Linked DNA regions of Homo sapiens: region 1 is linked to region 2. Evidence: chromatin contacts called from ENCODE Hi-C or POLR2A ChIA-PET data. All regions are on one chromosome and are shown on one strand. Each heading gives the region's core, a stretch centred on a gene start or an enhancer-like site at or near the end of the contact. The rest is flanking DNA. Distances are from core to core; before and after follow the strand shown. Region 1 has its middle 30 kb from the start of SNORD61. Region 2 has its middle 38 kb from the start of MIR934.

Region 1 (6,466 bases), core at 341-2,840, 260 kb before region 2:
TCTGCCTGCCTTGGCCTCCCAAAGTGCTGGGATTACAGGCATGAGCTGCCATGCCCGGCCTTTTTTTTTTTTTTTGATACAGGGTCTCACTGTGTCACCCAGGCTGGAGTGCAGTGGTATGATCTCTGCTCACTGCAACCTCCGCCTCCTGGGCTTGAGGGATTCTCTTCCCTCAGCCTCCTGAGTAGCTGGGATTACAGGTGCCCACCACCATGGCTGGCCAATTTTTGTATTTTTAGTAGAGATGGGGTTTCATCATGTTGTCCAGGCTGGTTTCGAACTCCTGGCTTCAAATGATCTGCCCAACTCGGCCTCCCAAACTGTTGTGATTATGGGCGTGAGCCACTGTGCCGGGCTGACTTACCAATTTTTAAAAACCCATTCTTTTTGTCTTCTCTTGATAGAATTATAATCTCCATAAGATCAGGGATCTTTGCCTGTTTTGTTTATTCCTGTATCCCCAAAGCCTGAGATGATGCCTAGAACATAGTAGTAGTTCAGCAAGTATGTGTTAATTGAATGAATATGCTTCACTTCTCATTTGCTCTTCTAAAAATACCACTGTCTAACATACTTTAACTATTTGGCATACATCTTCAAGTGTACTGCTTTATGGCTACCCCAAAGAAAGACAACCTAAAGTTTTGTGAATAGTTTTATTCAACTCCAAGTGCAGAATGTCTGCAATCTTATTTTTCCAATACATAAACTGAAAATGTTAAAATGTATCCCTAAACATTCTATATAAAATATTGGGAGAAGAGAAAACAAGAGTATGATACAGTAAAAGGAGAAATTCAGGTAGAGACTATGACTCTTGCTTAGGTAACTGGTCACAAGGCAATAATTGGTAATCATAATATTCTTCCTAAAATATCCATTTTGTGTGTGTGTGTATATATATATATATATATATATATATATATATATATATATATTTTTTTTTACCTCAGTTAATGGTGGTATTTTACTTGGTTTACTAAACCTTCAATCCTGAGGGGTCTAAGCCTGTGTGATGTTGTAATAATCTTCCTTTAGCTTTTAAAAAACATTTTGGCTGGGTGTGATGGCTCACACCCATAATCTCAGCACTTTGGGAGGCCAGTCTCAGCACTTTGGGAGGATAGCTTGAGGCCTAGGCAACATAGTGAGACCCTGTTTCTATGAAAAATAAAATTAGCTGGTCGTGATGGCACTTGCCTATAGTCCTAGCTACTCAGGAGACTGAGGCCGGAGGATTGCTTGAGCCTATTAAGCCTGCAGTAAGCTGTGATCACACCACTGTACTCCAGCCTGGGTGACAGAGCGAGACCCTGTCTCATAAAACAAATAAATAAAACCATTTTTATTCCACCACAAAAATGAGCATGAAAAAGATTTTAAAAATTGAACTGTAACACACAGAAAAGTAAACAAAGCAACTTCCATTTCTGGAAATGATGGGATAATCGATACTGCACCTACTCTCTCCCCATAAACAACTGTAAAACTAACCAACATATAATGAGGCAACTATTTTGAGACATTGCACAATAAGTACTCTAGGAGAACAATCCTTGAGAAACGAAAGCCACACGAGGAGAGCCCCATGTTCACTCAGTTCTCTGACTAGGGGCAGTTTTCGGATTGTAGCACAGGAAGGTGAAGTTCAAACACGGCACATTGTTCTCACTGGACAAAGGAAGCAAAGATCACAGTTTGGGTTTTGAAGAGGAAGGACATAGACAGTGTCCCCCGGATGTTGGTGTGGGTGTTCCCTGTGGGTCTTTTTAAAAGTTTTTATTTTATTTTTGACATGGAGTCTCACTCTGTTGTCCAGGCTGGAGTGCAGTGTTGTGATCTCGGCTCATTGCAACCTCCGCCTCCCAGGTTCAAGTGATTCTCCTGCCTCAGCCTTTCAAGTAGCTGGGACTACAGGCGTCCGCCACCATGCCCAGCTAATTTTTGTATTTTTAGTAGAGATGGGGTTTTGCCATGTTGGCCAGGCTGGTCTTGAATTCCTGACCTCAGGTGATCCACCCACCTCGGCCTCCCAAAGTATCGAGATTACAGGCATGAGCCACCATGCCCGGCCCCTGTGGGTCTTTTCAGAAAATTTAAATTTGTGAGAGAAAAACATCTGAACATCAGGTACAGTCTGATCTACAAAGATTCAACAGTATGTCACTGCCCAGGTGTGGTAGCTCACATCTGTACTACCAGCACTTTGGGAGGCCAAGGCAGAAGGATCACTTGAGGCCAAGAGTTTGAGACCAGCCCTTGAAACATAGTGAGATCCCATCTCTACAAAAAATTTAAAAATTAGCTGGTGTGGAGGTACATGCCTGTAGTTCCAGCTACTTGGGAGGCTGAGGTGGGAGGATTGCCTGAGCCTGGGAGTTCGAGGCTGCAGTGAGTGTGGTTGTGGCTCTGCACTCCAGCCTGGGTGACAGAGGGAGACCCTGTCTCAAAAACAAAAAACCCGAAAAAATAAAAAAACAAAACCCACCACCACAACAGACAGACCCCCAAAACAAAAAAAACCTGTCATAACTCATTCCTGGACTACTCTTATGTAGTTTGCAGGAGAAATTCCAGGTGGAGCATCAGCTGAACATTTATCTAAATTCATAAAGTCATGTAAACTGAGTATTACACAATACATCATGACTACAAACTACAAAATAGGCAATTTAGGCCCCTTTTTATTTATTCATTTATTTATTTATTTTGAGACGGAATTTTGCTCTTGTCACCCAGACTAGAATGCAATGGCACAATCTCAGCTCACTGCAACCTCCACCTCCCGGGTTCAAGCCATTCTCCTGCCTCAGCCTCCTGAATAGCTGGGATTACGGGCGTCTGCCACCATGCCCGGCTAATTTTTTTGTATTTTTAGTAGAGACAGGGTTTCACCATGTTGGCCAGACTGGTCTCGAACTTCTGACCTCAGGTGATCCACCTGCCTCAGCCTCCCAATATGCTGAGATTACAGATGTGAGCCACTGTGCCCGGCCAGGCTCCTTTTTAAAAATGAAAAAAAATTTCTATTACAGGCTTATTTTGAGCATTTTCAGTTAGATGATAGCTTTATTTTTACTCGCAATTGATAGCAACAGAATACCTTCTCAAGTATCTATAGGCAAAATATGTTACTTGTGTGATGTTTGCATCCTGAAGTATACTTCGACATATGTGAGTTCACATGAGATAATGAAACCACTGTGACAAGATCCTGGCTGATGATCAAGACTTGGATACTTTTCATATTTAAAACATTTACAGTAGGGAGCCGGGCGTGGTGGCTCACGCCTGTAGTCCCAGCACTTTGGGAGGCCGAGGCGGGCGGATCACAAGGTCAGGAGATCAAGACCATCCTGGCTAATACGGTGAAACCCCGTCTCTACTAAAAATACAAAAATTAGCTGGGTGTGGTGGCGGGTTCCTGTAGCCCAGCTACTCGGGAGGCTGAGGCAGGAGAATGGCGTGAACCCAGGAGGCGGAGCTTGCAGTAAGCTGAGATTGCACCACTGCACTCCAGCCTGGGCGACAGAGCGAGACTCCGTCTCAAAAAAAAAAAAAAAAAAATTTACATCAGGGAAAAAAGCAAGAACATACAGAGAAGCAACACCATTTCTTTTCTTTCTTTTTTTTTTTTTTCCAGATGGAGTTTCACTCTTGTTGCCCAGGCTGGAGTGCAATGGCGTGACCTCGGCTGGCTGCAACCTTCACCTCCCGGGTTCAAGCGATTCTCCTGCCTCAGCCTCCCGAGTAGCTGGGATTACAGGTGTGCGCTACCGTGCCCGGCTAATTTTTTGTATTTTTAGTAGAGATGGGGTTTCACCATATTGGTCAGGCTGGTCTCAAACTCCTGACCTCAGGTTATCCACCCACCTCGGCCTCCCAAAGTGCTGGGATTACAGGCATGAGCCACCGCGCCCGGCCGGACACCATTCTTTTTCAATGAAACAGTCTAATTCCAGAGAATGAGACTTCCAGTTTGAATGCAAAGTGTGTGGTCCCAAAGTTGAATTCTTTTGAACCCAAGTACATGCCTGCGGTTGGGAGGAACACTTAAAGATGAAGCAAGTTCGGAGGAAAGTGTTAACTGAACTACAGAGATGGTCACTGATAAAACAAGTTCTTAGAAGTTCTCAGACACACCCAGAGGTGAAGGGCAGCCAAAACTATCAACACAATGGAAAAATGAGCTCACCCAACTGCACACACAGAGCTTCTAGAAGGGTTAACAGCTCTTGCCATAGGTTCCTGGTTGTAGTTTACAATATCTGCCTTTACCACCCTCTGTGACTGTTCTATTTCTGCTTTGTTTAATTTGATTCCAAGGATTTCAGCAACAACTTTTTGAAAACACAGGAAGACAGAGTCTCTTGCCTTGGCTGAAACAAAGTGGCTATTAAAACCATTTTCCTGGCAAAACCGTAAGTGTTTTTCAGGTTTTACTGTTTGATTATGCTCCAAATCAATTTTATTGCCCACTAAGGTAACCAGCGGCTGAGTTTCTGACTCTTCACTCACTTTCTTCACTAATCTTCTAAAAATTCTCAAAGCTTTGATAACTTGTAATACCATATACCAAGATGATTTCCTGTGCTCCATAGATGGATCTGTCCAACATTTTGCTTCTTATTGTCCGGCCTCCTGTATCCCAAACTAGAGAGTAACATTCAAGTTTCCTGGCAATGTTATCCTTCTCAAAAGAAATCCAGTCCTATAGTTTGTACTGGTTCCTGAAAGTTTTTTGAGCAAAATCTGTAGCTAAGGAGGTCTTCCGGGAGGTGCTGTTCCCTAGCACGATGATTTTCAGTGCTGGTCCTGGCTCTCTTCCTTAGAGTCCTACATGATGTCCCAGGAACCATGCCTGCCCCGCTCCCCCGGGTGGAGGGAGGAGGGGAAGGAGAAGGTCTCCAGGGGTGAGGGAGGAAGAAGGGAGGGTAGTGGGGACAGTACCTCACTTGTCTGCTCGATGTCAGCAGTGGCTGGAGAATCTCTCGCCAGGTGCCATCTTGCCAATCTCTTCTCCCTCTGCCCTCTGTGGGTCTTTTGTTGAGGGCTGGGCTGTACATGCATAGTATGAGATTCTGTGAGGCCTAGAAAAGAGCAGCTGCTATGGGGTTGAAAGAAGAATGGAGAAGGCCGGGTGCAGTGGCTCATGCCTGTAATCCCAGCATTTTGGGAGGCCGAGGTGGGTGGATCAGTTGAAGTCAGGAGTTTGAGACCAGCCTGGCCAACATGGTGAAACCCCATCTCTACTGAAAATACAGAAATTAGCTGGGTATGGTGGCACATGCCTGTAGTACAAGCTACTTGAGAGGCTGAGGCAGGAGAATGGTTTGAACCTGGGAGGTAGAGGTTGCAGTGAGCCAACATTGCGTTATTGCACTCCAGCCTGGGTGACAGAGCAAGACTCTGTCTCAAAAAAAAAAAAAAAAAAAAAAAAAGAATGGAGATACTAGAGGTTGCACAGTGCTGAGAAATATGAGGTTCTGACCTAGCCAGAGTGGAGAGAACTTTTTAACATCATAGGCATTCAATTGAAAAACCACACCTTAGGGGAAAGAACCACCTCCTAGAGTAAAGACTACTCTAGGCAGGGTGTGGTGGCTCACACCTGTAATCCCAGAACTTTGGGAGGCCAAGGTGGGCGAATCACGAGGTCAGGAGTTTGAGACTGGCCTGGCCAATATGGTGAAACCCCGTCTCTACCAAAAATATAAAAATTAGCTGGGTGTGGTGGCAGGTGCCTGTAGTCCCAGCTACTCAGGAGGCTGAGGTGGGAGAATGGCTTGAACCTGGGAGGCAGAGGTTGCAGTGAGCCGAGATCACGCCACTGCACTCCAGCCTGGGTGACAGAGTGAGACTCCATCTCAAGAAAAAAAAGAAAAAAAAGATGAGAAGAGAACAGATGGAAAATTAGAGAAGGGGAGGCCAATGAAAGGTAGAGAAAGGAAAGAAAGGGAAGAGGTGCACAGAAAAAAAAAGGTGGGGCTGGGCGTGGTGGCTCCCACCTGTAATCCCAGCACTTTGGGAGGCCGAGGTGGGCGGATCATGAGGTCAGGAGATCGAGACCATCCTGGCTAACATGGTGAAACCCCGTCTCTACGAAAAATACAAAAAAATTAGCCGGGTGTGGTGGTGGGCACCTGTAGTCCCAGCTACTAGGGAGGCTGAGGCAGGAGAATGGCGTGAACCTGGGAGGCAGAGCATGCAGTGAGCTGAGATCACGCCACTGAATAGAGCCCCAGAGACCTGTGGGACAATAACAAAAGAAGTAAATAACACATATCGCAAGAGTTACAGAATAAGAAGTGAGAGAAAATGTGGGGTTGAAAATATATTGGATGAAGTAAGGCTGAAATTTTCCTAAATTTTGTGAAAGGTATAAACTTACAGATTCAAGAAGTTGCGAATGAATGCCAAAGAGGATAAACTCAAAGAAATACATGCTAAGATACTTTTTTTTTCT
Region 2 (7,093 bases), core at 1,051-3,550:
TTGCATGCAGATACTTGTCTTTATTTGTAATAGCCAAAAACTGGAAAAATACCCAAATGTCCTTCAATAGGAATAAACTTCAATAAAGAAATTGTTCTATGTCCATACCGTGAAATGCCACTCAATAATACAAACAATACAATATGCAACAACTTGGATGAATCTCGAGGCAATTATGCTGAGGGGAAAAAAAAAGGCAATCTCAAAAGTTTATGTAGTCTATGAGTTCATTTATATAATATTCTCAGAATGGCAAAACTATTATGATAGAGAACAGATTAATGGTTACCAGGGATAAGGGAGAGGGGCCGAATGTGGCCGTAAAAGGATAATAACAGAGTTTTGTGGCAATGGTACAGTTAAGTATCTTTTATTTTATTTATTTATTTTAGTTTTTTTAGAGACAGGGTCTCGCTGTGTCTCACAGGCTGGAGTGCAATGGTGCTATCATAGCTCACTGCAGCCTCAAACTCCTGGGCTCAAGCCATCCTCCTGCCTCAGTTTTCCAAGTTTCTGTGAGTACAGGCACAAGCCACCCCGTCTGTAATTACAATCGTCCTGCTTCAGCCTTCCAAGGTGCTGGGATTACAGGTGTGAGCTTGGCTCTTTTTTTGTTTTATTTTTCTTTTTTCTTTTTTTCTTTTTGAGTTGGAGTTTTGCTCTTGTCACCCCGGCTGGAGTACAATGGTGCAATCTTGGCTCACTGCAACCTCTGCCTCCTGAGTTCAAGCAACTCTCCTGCCTCGGCCTCCCGAGTAGCTGGGACTACAGGCGTGTACCACCATGCCCGGATAATTTTTTTTTTGTATGTTTAGTAGAGACGGGGTTTCACCACGTTGGCCATGATGGTCTCAAACTCCTGACCTCAGGTGATCCGCCCGCCTCAGCCTCCCAAAATGCTGGGATTACAGGCGTGAGCCACTGCGCCCGGCCTTTTCTTTTTCCTTCTTTCTTTCTTTCTTTCTTTCTTTCTTTCTTTCTTTCTTTCTTTCTTTCTTTCTTTCTTTCTTTCTTTCTTCCTTCCTTCCTTCCTTCCTTCCTTCCTTCCTTCCTTTCTCTCTCTCTCTCTGTCTTTTTCTTTCTTTATTTTTCTTTATTTTTTTTCTTTGGAGACGGACTCTTGCTCTGTCACCCAGGCTGGAGTGCGGTGGCGCAATCTCGGCTCACTGCAAGCTCCACTTCCCAGGTGCAAGCGATTCTCCTGCCTCAGCCTCCCAAGTAGCTGGGATTACAGGCATGCACCACCACACCTGGCTAATTTTTGTATTTTTTAGTAGAGACAGGGTTTCACCATGTTGGCCAGGCTGGTCTTGAACTCCTGACCTCAGGTAATCCACCCACCTTGGCCTCCCAAAGTGCTGGGATTCCAAGCATGAGCCACTGCGCCAGGCCTCTTTTTTGTATTTTTTTTTTTTTTTTTTTTTTTTTTAGAGACGAGGTCTCACTATTTTGCCCAGGCTGCAGTTGAGTATCTTGATTGTGGTTGTGATTACACAAATCTTCACATGTGATAAAATTGCATAGAGCTACACATACATGCTTGCAAGTATAATTGGCAGAATTCGAACAAGCCTTATTTTCTCATCTGTAAAGAGATGTCATATCACACCCACCCCAGAGGGTTGCTGAGATAAGCCATTGAGATAAACAATGCTTAGCACAATATCTACTGACATATAGCAAAGGCTTAAGACAAGAGGTAGTAGTAGCAGCAGTAATTATTATTATTATTATTGCTATTTTACCACCTACCTCTAGTGGTAGCCAGTGCCTAGAACCCATGGTTTCAGATTTCACTCCTTATCATAAATCCAAGTGAGGTTGGCCTTTCTATCTGCACCTTCTCAAAAGCTTTTGAGAAAATCTTCAGGTTTCAAGTAAATCTTTACTTATTTGGGGTCTACACTGTGGTTTTGACTGAGTTTCCCTCTGATATTTTGGTTCAGCCAAGGTAGAGTTCAAAGTGAAATTTAAAGGAGAAGGGCTCTTTTATGCAATTCCAACTGGAGAAGGTTTACAAAATGGAATCTGCTGAGTTTTGCGCAACTCTTTGGTCAGTTTGCTTTCTTAGGCCAGACAAGTATGTCTACAATGGTGGAGTCATAAACCCAAAGGAGAGAAATGGGTGTGAGAAAAGAAGACGCACCTTCCTGTATCCAGTAGCTACCCTGTGTGAGAAGCAAAAGATAGTTGTAAGAAAGCTATAAATATGATTCTGTCCAGCAGTTCAGTGTCTGCTGGATGTACCAAGTCATCACCTTCAGGCAGTTTCTATTAGTCAGAGGCATGTTTGCCTGACTGTAGGTGGGTGGAGGGTCAAGGCAAATGCCTCCTCTCCAGCTTCTCAGATGGGAAGTAACTGTGGAAACACAGTAGACCTGTGAAAAGCACAGGGAATGCGATATGTAAAGACTGAAACACAAGTCAACAGTGGTATTAATTCTGCAGCAGTATAAAAATAAAGAATTGTTTACAAAGATGAATTAAAACTTAATAATGTCATGTTTAAATAATCAGCATTCCCACAACATTTTAGTCATCATAACCCTGACTAAGTTGTACATTTAATGGTGAAAATTCCTTTCTGGGGTGCATTCTGGATGTAGCGCTGTAAATGCACACATTTTAAATCTTATGCTAAACAGCAATTTTGTCAGGAATAAACAAGAAATAAACTCCTGGGTGAGTGAAAGGTCTGGGAACATCTGTTCAGGGAAAATAATTGAGCATATTGGTGGAAGGAGCCTGCGAGTATAAAATAGATCGGGAGGCTTTTTTTTCTACATTGTTTCTGAGTTTTAATTTATCAAATTTCATGCTGATTTTGTAACGTATTGCCTGATAAGGGAATTAGAAAGAAAAGCAAGGGTACCAGATAATGCTTCCTTCATCCCAGCTAAAGGTATGCTCCTGAGTTTTCTCAAATATCACTTCTCCAGTGAAGCCTCCTCTGGCCTTTCATCCAGCCCTATTAGGTTGGAGCTCCATGGGCTCTCACGACCCCTCACTCCTTTCCCTCAGAGTGCACATCGTGCTTATAATTAAATAACAAATAGGCTGGGCGTAGTGGCTCATGCCTGTAATCCCAGAACTTTGGGAGACTGAGGTGGGCGGATCATTTCAAGTCAGGAGTTTGAGACGAGCCTGGCCAACATGGTGAAACCCCATCTTTACTAAAAAACAAAACAAAACAGAAACAAAAATTAGTGTGGTGTGGTGGCACATGCCTGTAATTCCAGCTACTCAGGAGGCTGAGGCAAGAGGATTGCTTGAACCCCAGTGGCGGAGGTTGCAATGACCCAAGATTGCGCTACTGCACTTCAGACTGGGTAATAGAGCAAGACCCTGTCTCAGAAACAACAACAACAACACCCAAACTGTGTAATTGTTAGTTTAGTGCTTTTTTTCCTCCTAGATGGTACGCTCTGTGAGGACAGGGACTGTGTCCATCTTAGTCACTGCTTACCAGGGACTCCTAGCTCAGAACCCGGCACATAGTGAGTGTCAGTTAATATTTCTGAATTAATTTCATTTTCCCACCCATCCTTTATCTGAACTAGCTGAATGGGTTTCTATTTCTTGCAAACAAGAAAGTTAAGAAGAATTTGCCGGATGCAGTGGCTCATGCCTGTTATCCCAGCGCTTTGGGAGCCTGAGGTGGGAGGATTTCTTGAGCCTAGGAGTTTGAGACCAGCTTGGGCAACATGGAGAGAACTCTGTCTCTACAAAAAAATGACAAAATTAGCCAGGCATGGTGGTGTGTGTCCGTGGTCTCAGCTACTCAGGAGGCTGAGGTGGGAGGATTGCTTAAGCCCTGGAGGTCAAGGCTGCAGTGTGCTGTGATTCACCACTGCACTCCAACCTGGGCGACAGAGCAAGACCCTGTCCAAATAAATAAATAAATAAATAATAAATAAATTTATTTTTGTAACAAAAAGAAGGATGTAAAGGATTAAAGAAAACTCAGAGTCTCTGGGAAATCTTAGCACAGGTTTCTTTTCAAGAGTTTATTTGCCAAGGCATTCATCCTGTTTGTAACACTAAGGGCCTACGTTTCAGACTCTGAGTGCTTGCACAACTAGATCTGCTCCCTCTTCTCAGCCTCAGGGTAAAATGTTACACTACTTCTTTCCTCACCTCCATTCTAGTTTCATTTTTAGGTTGCTAATCTGACCTTTAGTTTTGTTTTTTTTTTTGTTTTTTTTTTTAATGAGGCACTAAATGCAAAGAGAAAGTAGGTATTTTCCCCAGATGTTATTTTACCAAAGTGAGACAACATCATTTCTTAGATTTTCTGTAGTTAGGGACTTGAGAGCAGTTCAAAGTCCCCATTCCTCATACACATACCAGAATATAATCTATCCTTATCTCACAGCCAATTTTTCTTGGAAAAGTTAATTTGTGGTGTTGAAAAGGGAATATTGTTTATGCTTTGTCCATGAAACTGAAGGGCTTAGCAAACACCAGACTTCTGAATATAGGATTTAATAATTATCTCCCCAAATGAGGTCTTTATTCCCATTTAGTTCAGAATTTAACAAATGCACTCAATTCCCTTCTCCCCCAACACCTGTAGTATTCAGGCAGAACTTCAAAGCCCTCAGCCAGGGCTATTATAAGCAAAGCCCCGTGATAGGTGGGAGGCTGCACTAGAAACTAAGATCCCCACTCACAAGGCAATATTTCAAGGATTGCACAATCTCAAGAGTGAAGCATTTCTTGAGAATACATTTTTAAAACATTGATTACTCTTCTATGCTGATTGTATTGGCAATATATTTTAATATATAAGAAGACATTACTTTTCTACCTCCATTCCAGGAACGGTGGCTACTCCTAGTTCTCTTTTGATCTCCGTGGTAAGATGCCACATCACCTCCTCCAGGAAGCCTTACTCTACCCCCACCAGCCCTGTGCCCTCCTCTGTGCCCCTACAGCAGTCCCAGTAGACCCCACAGAGCACTTGACCCTTCACTCCCTTTCTCCTGTTTCCTTTTAACTGAGAGCCCCTGAGAGCAAAACCCACATCTTTTTCATTCGATCAATTCTGCCCTATCTTGCCTCTGGGCCTTCACTCCTAATTATCTTTCAGAGCTTTGCTTCAAGCACCTGCCTCCTGTGTGAAGCCTTTCACAACACTTTCCCATGTTCTCCTACCATGGGCTATAATCCCACAGCCATGGGGCCCACTGGATTTACTGTAATCTATTTGCTAGAATGTCTCCAGGTGTGCTAATAAATGTTTAATAACTGATTTTATGAAAGGAAAAAAGAAAACATTCCAAGTTTATAGTGATTGCCAATTTCCACTGTGTAAATATTCCCACCATGACCAATTTCAAGCTACCGACGTGAGGCTACACATTGATTTGGGTAGAAATGCCCAGTAGTACAGCATTATACAGCATTTCCATCAGACTGCTACAATAGCTATAGATCACCTCAAGAGCATATATAATAAGCAATGGCAGTAAAATAATTAGGAAGTGATACATTTTGAGTGTTTCTTACCTTTGTTTGAAATGTATTTTAATTGCAGGCTTATAGAATTTTATTTTTAATAAGTTTGTGTTTAACGACTGACTGGCAAAAATTTCTAAACATCTATCAACTCTCATGAATCAGTAGCAATGGGCTCCAGTGCATCACTGTTTGTATCTCTGACTAGACTGTGAACTTGAGAACTGGGACTGGGACTGTGCTGCTCATGGCACCTCCAACACCTAACACAGAGGAGGCACTGTGTAATGTTCATTGGCGGCAGCCAGGCATATCCATCCTTTTGTCCTCACTTTAAAAGGAGTTAAGAGAAAGTTCAGTGTGCTGTTTAACCACAAAGGCCACTTGGCAAATGCTCTAGAGGAAGCCATACCAACCTCAGCTAAGAACGAGGTCAGATCTCCGTCATACATAGTACTTTATTGCCAACTTCCTACATGTTAAGCTAGTGTGCCACTCCCTACTGAGAAACAAACAAGGCTCTGCTAAGTGTTTTATCCTTTCCTTGAGGGGTTAGCACCAGCTTACTTCCTAAAGAAGCAAGCCAAGATAGCACAGGTCTGATATTAATGCCAAATTCACACAAAATCCCATGTGGCAAAAGAGAATTCTTGCCTTTCTAAGCCTCAGACACTGACCCAATTATTTTAAGATCCATTGGCATTCACTGAATTCCAGCACAACAGGAGAATTTAACATTTCTCTGCGGTTTCTTAAAATGGTTTTGACTACCCTAGAGCACCAGGCCAGCCACCAGCAGGATAGAATGACAGGAATAGTCACAGTGTGTTAGAGGTCAAATCCCTAAGCCTACCTCTTAACTACTGGTGGAACTCTCTAGAAATGAACTTTTCATAATCATAGCAATGGTTAATATGCCACGAGTGCTATCTACCTCTGTGCCAAGCACCGTGTTAGACCATCCTCATAGACTAATTAATGAGGCCTCACATAAAGTCCTCAAGCAGTGGCACCCTCATTTAAATTGTCAGTTTGCTGGGGCTGTTGCCAATCCAGTAAGGCCGGACTGTAGCTGGGATAAAAAGGTTTCACTTCATTAAGCACCAAAATAATGCCATGGCTCTCTAAGAAATCATACTTGTGGGGAAAAGTCTCCTCTCAGTGACCATTTTTCCTTTTTGCCAATATGATGCCATACAAACTGGCAGATGTGGCTTCCTCAATGGGCATGACGAAGTCACCTTGAATTGCTCCATTGAGAAGCATGGCAAAAAGTGATTCCATGGGCTCAGCTTTGCCCTTGTCTGACATCCGTTCAGAGAGTTAAAATTCGTTGGCTTTTCAGGGCAGTGGGTGACATTACCCATGGTCCTCTACAGATCTTCAATAAGTTGACATTTCAAATCATTTGAATAAATCAAAGTGACAGAGGCACCTTAAGTTGCTGAGTTGGGGAGATGATTATAGAGAGCGAAAGACACATTTTCATTTTATTGCTGATGAGCAAAATAAGTAAAATTTGAAAAGGAAGTGGGATGCCTTGTGGGAGGAACCTTCTCAGGAAGAGGACTGCAAGTGGTACCTCTGTCTTGCCAGTGATAAACTGGTGCAGAAACGTTTCCAAACTATTCAT

The links. A loop is a pair of places that touch in the nucleus more often than their neighbours do. ChIA-PET counts read pairs that join two places held with the same protein, here RNA polymerase II (POLR2A). Pooled maps may share reads with other maps.
Region 1: POLR2A ChIA-PET joins it to region 2 with 21 read pairs in naive thymus-derived CD4-positive, alpha-beta T cell. The contact joins two enhancer-like sites. A Hi-C loop is called at or near these places in 5 of 50 pooled maps. POLR2A ChIA-PET finds 5 or more read pairs at or near these places in 2 of 52 experiments (activated CD4-positive, alpha-beta T cell and naive thymus-derived CD4-positive, alpha-beta T cell).

Annotation. Positions count from the first base shown.
Region 1 is chrX:136,845,760-136,852,225 of GRCh38, reverse strand. It overlaps the pseudogene RAB28P5. Among named protein-coding and RNA genes, the nearest start is that of SNORD61, 30 kb to the left of the region's middle. Within about 2 kb of position 1,590, at least 2 of the 41 ENCODE cell types and tissues checked have a DNase peak (open chromatin) inside an H3K27ac peak, as active enhancers do.
Region 2 is chrX:136,585,303-136,592,395 of GRCh38, reverse strand. No RefSeq gene overlaps it. Among named protein-coding and RNA genes, the nearest start is that of MIR934, 38 kb to the right of the region's middle. RefSeq lists enhancers at 4,202-4,261, 5,704-5,773, 5,864-5,993. Within about 2 kb of position 2,300, at least 2 of the 41 ENCODE cell types and tissues checked have a DNase peak (open chromatin) inside an H3K27ac peak, as active enhancers do.